2 separate regions of the Homo sapiens genome follow, and region 2 is linked to region 1. The links are chromatin loops, found by intact Hi-C in ENCODE. Cell type or tissue: CD14-positive monocyte. All regions are shown on one strand. Each heading gives the region's core, and the rest is flanking DNA. Links, peaks and the distances in the headings are about the cores only. Region 1 overlaps IFT140 (intraflagellar transport 140). Region 2 overlaps CLCN7 (chloride voltage-gated channel 7).

The links. Peaks named below come from ENCODE experiments on the same cell type or tissue, not always from the same donor. Only the 100,000 strongest peaks of a DNase experiment are listed, where the experiment ranks them.
Region 2: a loop joins it to region 1, with 4 times the contacts of the local background. A loop is called at or near these places in 12 of 110 quality-filtered maps.

The regions. Positions count from the first base shown.
Region 1 is chr16:1,539,718-1,546,947 of GRCh38, reverse strand. The region is part of intron 19 of IFT140 (intraflagellar transport 140); the gene reads left to right. It overlaps TMEM204 (transmembrane protein 204), which reads right to left. Exons shown (of 3, transcript NM_024600.6): 2 at 4,872-5,027. Among named protein-coding and RNA genes, the nearest start is that of TMEM204, 9.7 kb to the right of the region's middle. RefSeq lists an enhancer at 3,825-4,527. In CD14-positive monocyte, for the core only: no CTCF peak of the experiment used is centred there; a DNase peak (open chromatin) is centred at 3,297; H3K4me3 peaks cover 1,729 bases; H3K27ac peaks cover 1,588 bases.
Region 2 is chr16:1,467,091-1,474,320 of GRCh38, reverse strand. The region is part of intron 1 of CLCN7 (chloride voltage-gated channel 7); the gene reads left to right. Among named protein-coding and RNA genes, the nearest start is that of CLCN7, 4.3 kb to the left of the region's middle. In CD14-positive monocyte, for the core only: no CTCF peak of the experiment used is centred there; DNase peaks (open chromatin) are centred at 3,260 and 4,510; H3K4me3 peaks cover 3,487 bases; H3K27ac peaks cover 4,940 bases.

The DNA.
Region 1 (7,230 bases), core at 1,369-6,368:
ACTGGCTTGACCCCATTGCATGGCCACGACCTCCTCATGCTAGCCCAAGTAAGACAGCACAGCTGCCCTGGGGCTCCAGCAACAGCTGAGGAGTTGCCCATTGAAGATATGACTCAACCCAAGTACAGAGCTCTGCAGGGCTGCTGGATCAAACCACCGAAAAGTGTTCTCTTCAGGCCGGGCTCAGGACAGCAGACCCTGAGGCCCGGGCCCTGTGTGAAAGCCAGAGCTGCGGGCGGGAGGGCCCTGCTCCATGAACGGATCCTGGCAGTGTTCTTGCCAAGAGGACAGTTTGCGCCCCCGAGGGAGACAGGCCTAGGTGGGGAGCACAGGTGCTGCACCAGGGAGCACGTGGGATGCGCCTCGGGCCTGAAGCTTCTCAGCATGCATGTTACCCAGCAGGGCTTCAGAGAGACGCTGGAATAACAGCTGCGAGCATTGCTGACGAGGGCACATCTGTGCGCTGGAGTGGTCACTCTCCACTGCACAGATCACACCAGGGGAAGGGGGGCTCGTCCAGGCACTCACAGCTGACCAGGGGCAGAGCCAGGAGCAGAACCCAGGCCACCTGCTCTGGGCTCCTGCAGAACCAGCCAGCGATCCAGCTGGGAAACACCTGAGGGCTCGGAGCATCCTCAGGCACCGGAGAGTGCCAGGGAGCCTCCCGGCCTAGGCTGCCTGCAGAAGTCGCCCTCAGCCTTGTGCCACTCAGGCGTCAGGTGCCAGGGTCATGCTGTGGCTGCAGCCATCAGAGGCTGTAATGACCTTTTACCTTCCATTGGCAACTTGCCCTGACCCCCTTCAATACTCCTTTCCCTCTCTGCCCGTGCCTATCTGCACAAATCAACAAGACCACAGACTGTGAAAGAACAGAGGTGCAGTGCAGAGAAAAGAGGCCACGAGGAGGAGAGGGGAGAAGCTAGGGGTCTGTGGAGTGAGCAGAATGCAAGCTCTGAATAGAATGCCAAGGGCAGCGGCAGCCAAGCCAGGACAGTGGGGTCCCCGCACATTTCAGCTGCTCTCTCTGGGTGTCAGAGCAGGGAAGAGGGAGCCTTGAGGGGCGAGGAGGGTGGTCCCTTTGCAGACCCAGACGTCGTGCTGAGCATGGCACTGAGCCCAGAAACATTCATGGAGCGAGAGCAAAAGCACAGGCCCCATCGCCTCTCTTTGGAGCTGACAAGGAGCCTTCCTTTCAGTGTGCTGCACTCTGGCTTTCCAGGGTATTCCAGCCTCCCCATAATTCCATGTACTTTTCCTCCTTTCATGAGCATCTTCTCTCCCCACTGCCCACCCCACCTCTGCCGAGCCCTGGGATCGAGGTTCACTTGCATAACAGGTAATAGCAGGCGTTTCCTTGTCCTGTGACAGGACATCCTGGCGCCCTTCAGTCTCTCCCTGACTGTTTAAAACAGACGCGAGTACAGGAAAAAAAACCCGACTCTAAAATTAGCAACATGATAGAAGAAAGGCACATAGCTACTTTCTGTCCTGTTTGTCAATGAAACAAGTCTAAACAGGGCCAAAATGCATTTCCTTTTTGGGCAAAACAGACCCGTTAGGGGTGATGGTTGGACACTGAGGGGGAGAGGTGGCCTGTGGGGGCAAGAAAAGCCACCGAGACACCAGGGGCCCTCTTGGTGCTGCTGGCCCTCGCCCTGGTGCCTGCCGTTCTGGCGGTTGTTGAACAGAGCCTGGTCCAACCTTGTCAGAGGTCGTGTTGGAGCACAGTCCCGCCCCCGCCACCATCCCTCCTGACCAGGACAGGCCTCCGAAGGCCTCCAGCCCTGTCCCCCGGGAATGCTGTAAGACAGCTCGGTTTAGTCCATCAGGGTGCTCGCCCCCATGTGTGATTTTTTAAAATACATTTAGAAACACTATCTTGTCCTGAAATAAGATTTTGCAGGAAGTAAGCTGTCATTTTCGACATGCCAAATCCACAGTAGTCCTAATAATTCTAAACAAGAGTTTCAAGGAGATTTATTAAGAAATGCAGTGATCTGGGCCGGGTGCCGTGGCTCACGCTTGTAATCCCAGCACTTTGGGAGGCCGAGGCGGGCGGATCACAAGGTCAGGAGATCGAGACCATCCTGGCTAACACGGTGAAACCCCGTCTCTACTAAAAATACAAAAAATTAGCCAGGCGTGGTGGCGGGTGCCTGTAGTCCCAGCTACTCGGGAGGCTGAGGCAGGAGAATGGCGTGAACCCGGGAGGCGGAGCTTGCAGTGAGCCGAGATCGCGCCACTGCACTCCAGCCTGGGCCACAGGGCGAGACTCCATCTCAAAAAAAGAAAAAAAAGAAAAAGAAATGCAGTGATCCAGCTGGGCGCAGTAGCACACGTTTGTAATTCCAGCACTTTGGGAGGCTGAGGTGGGTGGATCACCTGAGATCAGGAGTTCGAGACCAGCTGGACCAACATGGTGAAACCCCGTCTCTACTAAAAACACAAAAATTAGTGGGGCGTGGCCAGGCGCGGTGGCTCACGCCTATAATCCTAGCACTTTGGGAGGCCAAGGTGGGCGGATCACGAGGTCAGGAGATCGAGACCATCCTGGCGAACATAGTGAAACCCCATCTCTACTAAAAATACAAAAAAAATTAGCCGGGCATGGTGGCGGGCGCCTGTAGTCCCAGCTGCTCAGGAGGCTGAGGCAGGAGAATGGCGTGAACCCGGGAGGTGGAGCTTGCAGTGAGCCGAGATTGTGCCACGGCACTCCAGCCTGGGTGACAGAGTGAGACTTCGTCTCAAAAAAAAAAAAAAAAATTAGTGGGGCGTGGTGGCAGGTGCCTGCAATCCCACCTACACGGGAGGCTGAGGCAGGAGAATCGCTTGAACCCAGGAGGCAGAGGTTGCAGTGAGCCGAGATTGCGCCACTGCACTCCAGCATGGGTGACAGAGCAAGACTCCATCTCAAAAAAAAAAAAAAAAGAAATGTAGTGATCCATTGGGTTATCTTACAGAAGGAGTTATTTTCAGAATCAAAAACTATTGCTTTTGCTTTCTCTATGCCGCTAAAATATCTTTATTCTGACCCAGCATTTCCAATTACATTTTCAAAATCTTCCATTTCCTTCTTTAAGCCACGGCATTTCCGATTCCTGCACGCGGTAGAGATTGGCCATTTCAGTGAGACAGGAAAACCACTTCTCTGTTTTATGGCCCTCGGGTCAGCAGAGGGCCCCGTGGGAGCTTTCCTAGCCTGGGTACCTCGTTGAGAGTCTCATGTTTTCCCTGCAGTCATGCAGGAGGGGAGGAGGCGGAGTCAGTCCTAGGTCCCACATCCCTGTCTCATTCGTTCTTACAGTCAGTTGGGTGGGGGCAGAAATTACCCTTTTCGAAGTTGGGCATGCAGAGGCTCACGTTAGTTTAGTCATCTGCCTGACCCCACGTCGATGGTGATGGAGCCAAGACACAGCTCCAGTTCCAGGCTCCACGCCCTGTGCTCTTCCACTGAAGCCTCGAGGCCCCTCCCTTCCCGCCCCTACCCGCCAGGGGAAGTGACTTGCCCAGGGCCACGCCATGCTATTAATAGCGCTCAGAGAGCCCGGCCTGACTCGCTCAGGGCACTTTCCAGCACAGGAATACCTGCCCCCACAGTCTGTCAGCCTCCTTCTGGAAATTGTATTTCTTAAGAAAGATAAGGGCCCAGGATCATTATTCCTAGAATGATTCACTCTGGACTTCCTGCCACTTCCTCTGTGGGAACTGCAGGGCAACCTGCAGAACGCTGCACCGGCCTCGAGGAGGAGAAGGAGGGTGCGGGCAGCTCCGTGCTGGTCATGCTCAGCCATGGGCCGACATGCTCGCTTTCTCTGTGTCCCTGTCTCTGCGGGCACCGGGCTGACCTGTCCCAGTGAGCAGCAGGAGACCTGAGCCTGCCCCAGATGCCCACAGTCTTCAAACCTCTCAGTCAGCCACAGAAGACCAGCAGAGCCCCCTGGGGTCGCTGGGGGTCATGGCTGGACACTGCTGTGGCTCAAGCACTTGTCTAGAACACCGCAGGACCCTTCCATAGGTCGTTGACGACAACTCCATCACTGTCACCCTCTATGACGCCAGGTCTTCTCAAGACCTGTCCCAGGTTGCTGGGTCTAGAGCGTTGAGAGGAGGCTCTGAGCACCAATGGCCCCTCGCCTGCAAGGCCGGGCCTCCTCCCCAACTCACATGGCGGCTTGGGGAAGCCAGGGCCTCGTGATGGTCCTGCCGTCTGCATCAGTGTCCGAGCCAGGCACACAGCATGTGCTCGTGCAGGCACCTCACTGTCGGCTCAGGCAGTGTGGAACGTGCTAGCGTGTTCTCACTCTGTCTTGTCCCGCTCACGGAAAGGGCCTGCGCTGACCCCAGGCTGACCCCAGGCAGGTCCTAGGAAGCTGCGTTTATAACAGAGCACATGCCTTGGCCTTCCTAGGCCTGACCTGTTCTAGGCCTCTTAGCTGGGAAGGTCAGGGCCAGGCATGGGCTCTTCTGCCTCTGCCCAGGGGCTGCTCCCCACCAGCTGCCTCAGCATTGAGGAAGGGGCAGGACCCAGGCTGCCCCATGTGGACTGCACAAGGGCCAGTCAGCAATCAGACCCCACAGACTCAGGAAAGCAAAGTGCCTCAGCCTTTAAAGTGGAAAAGGGTGTGACAGACACGCCAGGTGGTCGCAGCCTCCCTGCTCCTTGGCCTGGGTGTGTTTCTGTCTTTCATCATTCTTGCCTACAGCAAGAGGGAGGGAGGATGCCCCATGGGGCTTCTCAGTGGCCTGTGGCCATGTTGAGAGGTATGGCCTGCAGCTTCCCCCCAGGCCACCCAAGGCCTCAGGACCCTCCTGTGGCACCAGAAGGCCACAGGGGGCAAGGGCGCGGTGGCCACACCCGCCCAGGTACTTACTCGCCAGTTGGAATGCAGCGGCCATGGCCTCCTCCCAGCACGGGGCGTCGGGTGACAGCAGGGGCAGGCCCACCAGCCCCAGGAGGAAGGTGAGCTGGCCTGCGGTGAGCGCGGCCGTGGCCACCAGGTTGCAGGCGCGCATCATGTCGAACTGCACTGTGGGCCAAGAGCAGAGAGGCAGTGGTGAGTGCAGGTGGGCTCCAGAGGCCACGCCAGCCGTCACGCCACTTTCGTGGTCTCTGTTTGCCTCGGAAAGGGCGGTCGGCACAGGCTGTGCCTCCATTGGGCAGTGGCTTCGGGAAGCATCACGCCCTCCCCCTCACCTGCCTGCAAGCCCTGGGTCCCATGTCTTCCTGATGGGAAGGGTTCATCCCAGCCGCCGGGCCTGGCTGCAGTGGTCGTATCCCTGCAGGGACGGGCCCTACTCTGCTATTTCTGTCTTCCTGAGACAGCTGTTCCTCTCTGCCTGACTTGACCCTTGAAGGCGCTGGCGTGGGGGTGGAGGTGGGAAGGGGAAGCCCACCAGCAACACCGGCTTCCCTGTCACTGAATTCACAGCATCCAAGACGAGGGCGCTGCCTGACCGGAGACTCCGCGGGGGGCCAGCTCCTCAGGCGTGCTGTCCTGCGTGCTCAGCTGCCCGACCCCCAAGCGGCTCATGGTGGTGTTCCCTCCTCCCAGCAGCTGAGGGACTTGGGACCGAGGAGAAGCAGCTCATCTGGGCCCCTCATAACCAGCAAGGGGCTGAGCAGGGGTCAGACATGGGTCTGAACCAGTGCCCCCCACCTGCCCCCCTCACCTCCTGGGGCCCCGTCACCCCATCTGCCACAAATCTTTCACTCAGTGGCTTAAGTCAGGGCCTGCTTCCCCACTCACAGCAGGCCTGTGCCCAGCCTTCTCTGTCCCCCACCTACACCTGGTTGCAGGAGCCAGGTGGGCAGGGCACATGGATGCGTGGTCAGGGGCAGATGGAGCCTTCTGTGAGTGAACTTCAGAGGGAGGTGCGTTTGTTGCCCTCAGGGACCAGGGCTCGTCACGTTTCTGTAGCAGAGAAATGTTCTCCCGCAAATAAAACCTTACACAGGGGCCCAAATGAGGTGGTGGTGAAGCAGTGTGTTCCCAGGCCCCTGCACGCTGCAGAGCAGACAATGTGTGTGCTGACAGACACTCAGCCTGGAGTCAGGGACTGCATGTGAAGCAACAGCCCCACAGAGTCCCTAGCCTGTCATCGCCATGCCTTGTTTTCTATTGAACAATATTTGGGAAATTCGATTCCCAAAACTAAGTCGTTATAAACAGTTGCACCTTTTTAAATGACTTGCCTTGAAATTTCAGGGCACTCTTCAGGTAACTGATGCAGGAATCTAAGAGGGAAGCAGCCTCACCACTCAGGAGCGGGTCCCCGCGCCCGCATCCATCACAGACACCAGAATCCAGGCTCAGGAGCAGGTCCCTGTGCCCGCATTCATCACAGACACCAGAATCCAGGGAGCAGCAGAATGTCCCAAGAGCCCTGAAGGTGCTGGCCTCTAGGGTGACTGCTGTGTGTCCTGGGTGGAGGCCGAGAGGGGATGGGGAGATCCTCAAGCTGCCTCCTCAGAGCACGCCTGTGGGAAGCCAGCCCAGCAGGGGAAGCTGTCGAGGTTCACGCGTGCACGGGGCAGGCACGCTGGCATCAAGGCTCAGGGGTGGTGGGGGATGCGGGCTGCTTTACTTCGTGAGTGTTTACGTGGTTAGAAGTATCCGTTGGAACCACTATTGCCAGTATTAGCAATTCCACACGGTTCAACCTCAACATTTATTGAAATGCAATCTGGATTCACAGAATAACCTCAAAGCTCTGGAGCCGAGGCATCTGCTTCCCACCTGGCCCTTGGGCTGGGTGCTGCTCCAGCGCTCACATCTGCCCCGGCCCCAGGCTGAGGTGGTGTGTGGGATCGTCTCAGTCTAGGCTTTCGGCGTCCCAGCATCCCTGGAGGCACACTGCTCCTCGCCACTGAGGGTCCCCCCGCCGTCCTACCCACTGTATTTCAAGCTGCTTCCCTCCACAGCGTCCCCTCCTGTCACTCGGGGCGGAGGGAGCTCTCCTTCCTGGATGCCAGGCTTTTCCACTGTGCCCGCTCCGGCCTGGGTGGCGCCCCCAGCCCTGAGACCTCCAGGGTGTGAGGGCAGTGCGCAGAGAGTGGAGGCATGAAGGACCCTGGGGCACGGGGTCCCCGGGCTGCTGAGGAGTCTGAGCAGCCAGCACATGGCACCATGAGCCTTCCGCTGGCAAGGGGGAGAGCGGAGCACGCTGCCTGCCCGCAGACAGGCAGGCACCACTGACAGGGCCATGGGAAGCGGCAGCAGCTGCCCCTCG
Region 2 (7,230 bases), core at 1,544-6,543, 73 kb after region 1:
GATCAGTCCCGACTTTCAGGTGATCTTGGGAGTGACGAGTATTTGTACTCAGTCTCCCTTCGCACCGAGTTGAATTTGCAATGTGCAGGCAAACACAATAAGCAGCAAGTCAGAGGTTGGAATGCGTTCCGCATGTCACCCTGCAGCGTGCGTCTGAGCAGTGTTAAGGTCTGGAGAACCGTTGCGGGTACATTTGTTTCCCTGTCTGTGTATTGTCTTAATATTTTTTTTTTTTTGAGACGGAGTTTCACTGTAGTTGCCCAGGCTGGAGTGCAATGGCGCGATCTCGGCTCACTGCAACCCCCACCTCCCGAGTTTAAGTGACTCTCCTGCCTCAGCCTCCTGAGTAGCTGGAATTACAGGCGTGCGCCACCGCGCCCGGCTAATTTTGTATTTTTAGTAGAGACGGGGTTCCTCCGTGTTGGTCAGGCTGGCCTCGAACTCCCGACCTCACGTGATCCCCCGCACCTCAGCCTCCCAAAGTGCTGGGATTACAGGCGTGAGCCACTGCGCCTGGCCGTATTGTGTTACTTTTGAGTTAATGGACCGTTTTGTTGATGGGTCTTAATCTGCTTTGCAGTTATTCTTTACATTTTCTCTTGTCTAGTCCTTTAAACACTTGTCTTGTGCTTAAAGATTAGGAAGGACGGCAGGGCACGGTGGCTCACATCTGTAATCCCAGCACTTTGGGAGGCCGAGGCGGGTGGATCATGAGGTCAGGAGATTGAGACCATCCTGGCTAATATGGTGAAACCCCGTCTCTACTAAAAATACAAAAAATTAGCCAGGCGTGGTGGCGGGCGCCTGTAGTCCCAGCTACTCGGGAGGCTGAGGCAGGAGAATCAATTGAACCCGGGAGGCGGAGCTTACAGTGAGCGGAGATGGCGCTACTGCACTCCAGCCTGGGCAGAGCGAGACTCCGTCTCAAAAAAAAAAAAAAAAAAAAAAAAGTTTAGGAAGGACACGAAAATCAGCCTGTTTCCATAGAACCTACATTTAGGTTTTCCCAATTCCTTAGAAACGCACCAGACAAAGAAGGTCATAGTCTGCCTTTTGCTGATAAGAAGCAGCAGCTCAGCTCCCTTTGAAGTGGGCCCTCCTGCTCTCCGTGCTGTAGTCTGCATGAAAAGTGATCTGAAGGGGTTAATTTGAAGTGATGGGGCCATGGGTGATTAGTTATTTGTGTGTATGCCTGTGTGTGTATGTGTATGCCTCTGTGTGTGTGTGTGTGTGTTTCTGTTTTAAAAGAAAGGCCAGGTGTGGTGGCTCATGCCTGTAATCCTAGCACTTTGGGAGGCCAAGGTAGGGGAGGATCACTTGAGCCCAGAAGTTCAAGACCAGCCTGGGCAAAATAGTGAAACCCTGTCTCAAAAAAAAAAAAACAAAATTAGCCAGGTGTGGTGATATGCATCTGTAGTCCCAGCTACTGGCTCGGGAGGCTGAGGCAGAGGAGTCGCATGAGCCCAGGAGGTTGAAGCTGCAGTGAGGTGCTTTTTTTTTTTTTTTTCCGAGGTAGTTTGTCACTCTTTTGCCCAGGCTGGAGTTTGAGAACCTATCTCAAAAAATTTAAAAAAAATTTTTTTAATTAAAGAAATCTGAAGTTCACAAGGTAGAAGGAATAAACCCAACTTTAAGGGCTGAAAGGTAAAGATTAGGAACCTTGATGGAGGTTGAATTTGAGTTTCTCTTGGGACTGAATGTGCTTGGGGTTTCCTGTCTGTCTTTGCAAATAGAAGAGTTGATTTTTTGGGAAATAATCTGTTGATCTCTTAACCTTAGAAAGTATTCCCGGCTGTGCACGGTGGCTCATGCCTGTAATCCCAGCACTTTGGGAGGCCGAGGCAGGTGGATCACCTGAGGTCAGGAGTTCGAGACCAGCCTGGCCAACATGGTGAAACCCCATGTCTACTAAAAATAGAAAAATTAGCCGAGTATAGTGGTGAGCGCCTGTAATCCTAGCTAGTCAGGAGGCTGAGGCAGGAGAATCGCTTGAACCCAGGAGGCAGAGGTTGCACTGAGCCGAGATCACGCCATTGCCTGGGCAACAAGAACAAAACTCCATCTCAAAAATAAAAATAAAAAAACTATTCCCTTAAAAGTCATTGTAAGCTTATTTGTTTGTTTGCATTTAATAACAGCGGATACTCTGCTTACAAGCAATTTAAAAAATAGTTTATCGTGCACTTGCTCTGTGGCTGCCTGGGACGCAGGCGCATAAAGCTGCTTCCTTCCTGCTGGAGACAGGCCCAGTGCCCTGTGCGGATGGTCTGCAGGGCCCCTGGGGCAGGAGCAGTCACAAGGCTTGGGCTTGAAGAGCACAAGATCTTCAGGCAGGCGGACGGGGGGAAAGGACAGAGGGAGTGTGTGTTTGGGATGCGCTGTGGAGCCTGGAGGTCAGCCCTGCTGCGCACATGAACAGGCTTTGAATTTGGCTCATCTCTAGGGGAGCCCATGGGAAGCTAGGACCCCATTCCTGAAGGGCCCCAGCCTTCCCCTGCAGACAGACTGGAGAGGCGGAGTCTAGAGGCCAAGACACCACCTCTTAGGCCAGGCGTTTGTGCTCTGAGCATCGGACTCGCCGATGGCCTCCTGCAAGGCCTGTAGCCTCCCTGTTGCCCAGTTTTCCCGTCTGCGAAAAAGTTAACGCATGCATAGCGCTGAGCACGGTGCCTGTCACAAACTACGCTCTGAAGAAACGTGAGTCGTGCCCGGTCGTGTTAAAACCAGCAACACAAGAGGGATTCGTGTTCGTTGTGACTTTCCTGTCCAACTTCCTGAGTAGCTACTGGATTTCTTGGTGCTGCTTTTCTGGGGGAGGGTCTGCTCTGACTGGTGGGCACAGCTCACAGTTAGGCTCAGGCGCACCCCAGTGTGGCCACAGACGGGGTACTGTAAGCTGCCCTTGGGTTCAAGGCCTCCAGAGCTGTTTTGAGCTAAAATATCAACCCAGGCCATCCCCTGCTGACGGGACTGTTCCAGTGAACATGAGAACTGGTCCTAGCTGCCTCCAGGCTCTTTAGGGTTTGTTGCAGGATTTTCAGGTTGGCTGGTGGTGTCGTTGCCACCTCAGCGTGGGCACAGCTGGCCAAACACTATGAGGTGGCTGCCCTGGGCAGGGCAGACTGTGGAGTGGCTTGTTGGAGGCTGGGTGCCCGCTGAAAGCCCAGGCCCTTCAGAGCTGCCTGTGGGTTGCTGTTCCTGTTCTCAGGCCGGTCTTGCTTTGTGTGGTGTAGTGGTGAATTGACCAAGCCAGTCACTGCTCATCTGGTGGTGTTGGGACAGGGCGAGGGTGAGGTCAGCCAGCCCTGGCCGTGTGTGGGCGGCAGGAAGCAGAACTCCTTGAGAACTGAGAGGGAAAGCGGCTGGAGCCAGAAACACTTGGGTCTCAGGGGGCAGTGAGGGGAGGTGGGTATTTGCAGGACATCCCTGGGAACTCATGTTGGGACACTCCACATAAGACCTTGGCAGGGCAGGGGTCTGGGTTAGTGTGGGACTGTGTCCTGCCTGGGCACCCGGAGCCACAGACCGCAGCCTGAGAAAGAACTGTGGGCGCAGCAAGGCTGCGGGGGAGGGTCTGGGGTCGTCGCCAGTGGCCCCTTGAGCTCTGCTGTACTTGAGGAAGTGCCCCTTGGTTCTTTTCTGGCCTCCAGGAAGTCCTCTGCCAGCCTGGGAGGGTTCCCCTGCTGTCCCCTGCCCTTCCCTGCCCTCCAGCATTGCTGTTCAGTGTCTGTCTTGCTTTAGGTCTCTGCCTTAACGCCATGGGGACACTGCATGGACAGCAAAGGCCTCTCCTTGGTCTCTGTGGCCTTTGTGTGTCACCTTGTTTCCTTTGACTGTAACCCCCATCCCCCCGCGGGGCAGCTGCTGTATCCTCTGTGCCTAGCGTCTAGCCTGGTCCTGGCAGAGGCCTGCTGAATGTTAGGACGCAACACAGGCCGAGCAGAACAGCAAATGGTCTTTAATCCTGCTTTAAGTTTTAAAAAAAACTGTGGTAAAGAACACATACCATAAATTTACCATTTTGAGCCAGGCATGGTGGTGCACGCCTCTCATACCAGCTACTTGAGAGGCCAAGGCGGAAGGATTATTTGAGCCCAGGACTTAGAGACCAGCCTGGGCAACATAGCAAGACCTTGTTTCTAAAAAACATTTTGTTTAATGACCGTTTAATCATCCGTGAGTGCAGTCAGTAGGGTTGAGCACGCTCTTAGTGTTACACAACCCATTCCTTGCCAAACTGAAACTGCACCCATTCAACGCTCTCCCTTCCTCCTGCTGCCCAGCCCCCTCGTTGCCATCTGCCTCAGGGGACCTGACGGCTCCAGGGCCCTCTTGCGAGTGGACCTGCGGGAGCTGTCTTTTTCTGACTGGCTTATTTCACGGGGCACAGTGTCCTCCGGCCCGTCGTGCTGCAGCACGGGTCGGTGGTCATTCCTCTTTATGGCTGAATTATTCCATTGCGGGGAGAGGCTGCATTTCCTTGACTCACTCATCCATCGGCACAGCAGGTGCTTCCGCATTTTGGTCATTGTGAACGGTGCTGCTGTGAACATGGCGTGCAAGTGGGACTTTCAGACGCTGCTTTTTTATGTTTGTTTTTGGTTTTTGGTTTTTTGTTTATTTTTGTTTTTGTTTTTGACGGAGTCTCCCTCTGTCGCCCAGGCTGAAGGGCAGTGGTGTGATCTCAGCTTACCACGACCTCTGCCTATTGGGTTCAAGTGATTCTCCTGCCTCAGCCTCCTGAGTAGCTGGGATTACAGGCGCCCACCACCATGCCCGGCTAATTTTTGTATTTTTAGGAGAGTTGGGGTTTCGCCACATTGGTCAGGCTGGTCTTGAACTCCTGACCTCAAGTGATCAGCCCGCCTCAGCCTCCCAAAGTGCTGGGATGACAGACGTGAGCCACCTCCCCTGACCCTGAGTTTTTTTATGTATTCTGAATATTAATCCCTTATCAGATATTAATTCCTTATCACATTTGCAAATATTTTCTCGTTTCATAGGTTACCTTTTGCTCTGTTGTTTTCTTTGATGTGTAGAAGTTTTAAAGTTTGATGTAGTTCCCCTCTATACATTATTTTGACTTTTATTTTGTTTTATTTTATTTATTTATTTGAGACAGGGTCTTGCTCTGTTGCCCAGGCTGGAATACAGTGGCAGGATCTCGGCTCACTGCAACCTCCACCTCCCGGGTTCAAGCAGTTCTCCTGCCTTAGCCTCCCGAGTAGCTGGGATTACAGGTGTGCACCACCATGCCCGGCTAATTTTTTTTTTTTTTTTTCGTTTTTTTTAAGTAGAGACGGGGTTGCTTCATGTTGGCCAGGCTGGTCTCGAACTCCTGACCTCGGGTGATCTGCCCGCCTTGGCCTCCGAAAGCGCTGGGATTACAGGCGTGAGCCACTGTGCCCAGCCCTTTTTTGACTTTTAAATCACTCTGGATTCACAGGAAGCAGCAAAGGTAGCACAGGGGGCTTGTGTACCCTTCACCGAGTTTCCCCCCAATGTTTACCTTTCCGTAACAGCGCAGCCCCAAAACCAAGAGAGTGTCGGTGCAATGCGTGTAGATCCGCGTAAGCACCAGGAAGGGGGTGCAGGCTATTTTCAGACCCATCTTTCTAGTCCCACCCACTCCCAACCCTGATGACCTCGCCTCCCGTCCGGCCCGAGTCTCGCCTCTCGGGAGTGTTGGCTCACGTGTTCCTGAGCCTGTCTGTTTTTAGTTAGTGTCCGGCGCTTGGGACCGTGTAGGTTGCCGTGTGTGGCAGGAGTTTGAGGAACAGCATCTAGTGTTTAATTTATAAGAGCTTGCATTTAAAAAAGAAAGTAACCGCACGGAATGCATTGCTGAACTTGAAGTAAACGTCGTGTTCTTCCATTACGAAAGCCACCTTCTCAAAGTCCTGGCAGAGTTAAGGAAAGAGATGCTGGGAAGGCAAGGCGCCGGAGCCCCATCCTTTCACTCCGGGCAGGGGCAGCTGATGCCCTGCTGGGGGGCAACCCCTCACCCCTCACCCCTCTCGGATCTGCCAAGGCGGCGGCGGTGGGGGTGGCCCGCTGGTCACATACTGCACCGGCAGCCTTCACCTTGGCCTGAATGCATGTGCGGCTCTGCCTGCTGCTGTGGGACAGTGCTGTCGTGGTGTAGACGGTGGCCCTCCTCAAGGCCTCCCAGGCCTGGCGCCCAGGACATGTGACTGTGGCTGTTTTCGTTTTGTTTGGGTTTTTTTTTTTAATTTTAGAGATAGGGTCTTGCCGTGTTGCCCAGGCTGGAGCGCAGTGGTGCAACCATAGCTCACTGTAGCCTCGACTTCCCAGGCTCAAGCGATCCTCTTGCCTCAGCCTCCTGAGTAGTTTGGGCCACAGGTACACGCCACCATGCCTTGCTGATTTTGATTTTTTGTAGAGACAGGGTCTCACTACGTTGTCCAGGTTGGCTTTGAACTCCTGGGCTCAAGCGATCCTCCTGCCTGAGCCTCCCAAAGTGCTGGGATTACAGGCGTGAGCCACCACGTCCGGCCAGAATGATCCGTTATTTCCAGCAAGGAATAGCCTGAGAAGCACGGCAGGCCTTGAGTGGCGTTAGAGAGAAGTGCTGACATCTTGAGTGATGGAGAGGGTGGCCCTCTGGGCAGGGTGTGTCCCACAGGGTGCCTGTTTGGACGTGGGGTCCTTCCTCATGGTGAAATGGGTCTTTTGGGTTCCGTGGTCTCTGTTTGGGGCATCGGGGCACCTGTCCACCTGGGAGGTGGGGGTCAGAGGCCCAGCGCTGGTCCCAGGGCTGTTTTCTGGTGGTGAGACCTGGAGTCCAGGGGCTTTGATGTGAGTGTGAGCAAGAGGGAGTGGGCAGCTGGCCAGGCCACTGCTTCCATCATGCCTGGACCGTGGCACCTTCCTCCTCCCACCGTCAGCCCGTGTGGCAGGAGACTCAAGCTGTGAGTTTCGCCTGTGACTGAGGGCTCAGGGAGAGCCACTGGCATGTGGCAAGGCTGGGGGAAGAGGAGGGGCAGGCGCCCTGTGACTCAGGGTTGTGTCCAGCAGGACCTGTGCACTCTAGCCCCTCCCACACTCTCCCCTGGGCGTGGAGATGCCACGGCAGACACCTGCGAGTCTGTCTGTCTGTCTGTCTGGCCTCTGCTCCTGGCTTTTGATGGGGATGGCCTGAGAGTGCTCTTTGCCTGGGGAGAGGAGGAGGCTCTGACTGGTGTCTGCCAAGGGCCAGTGGCACGTGCC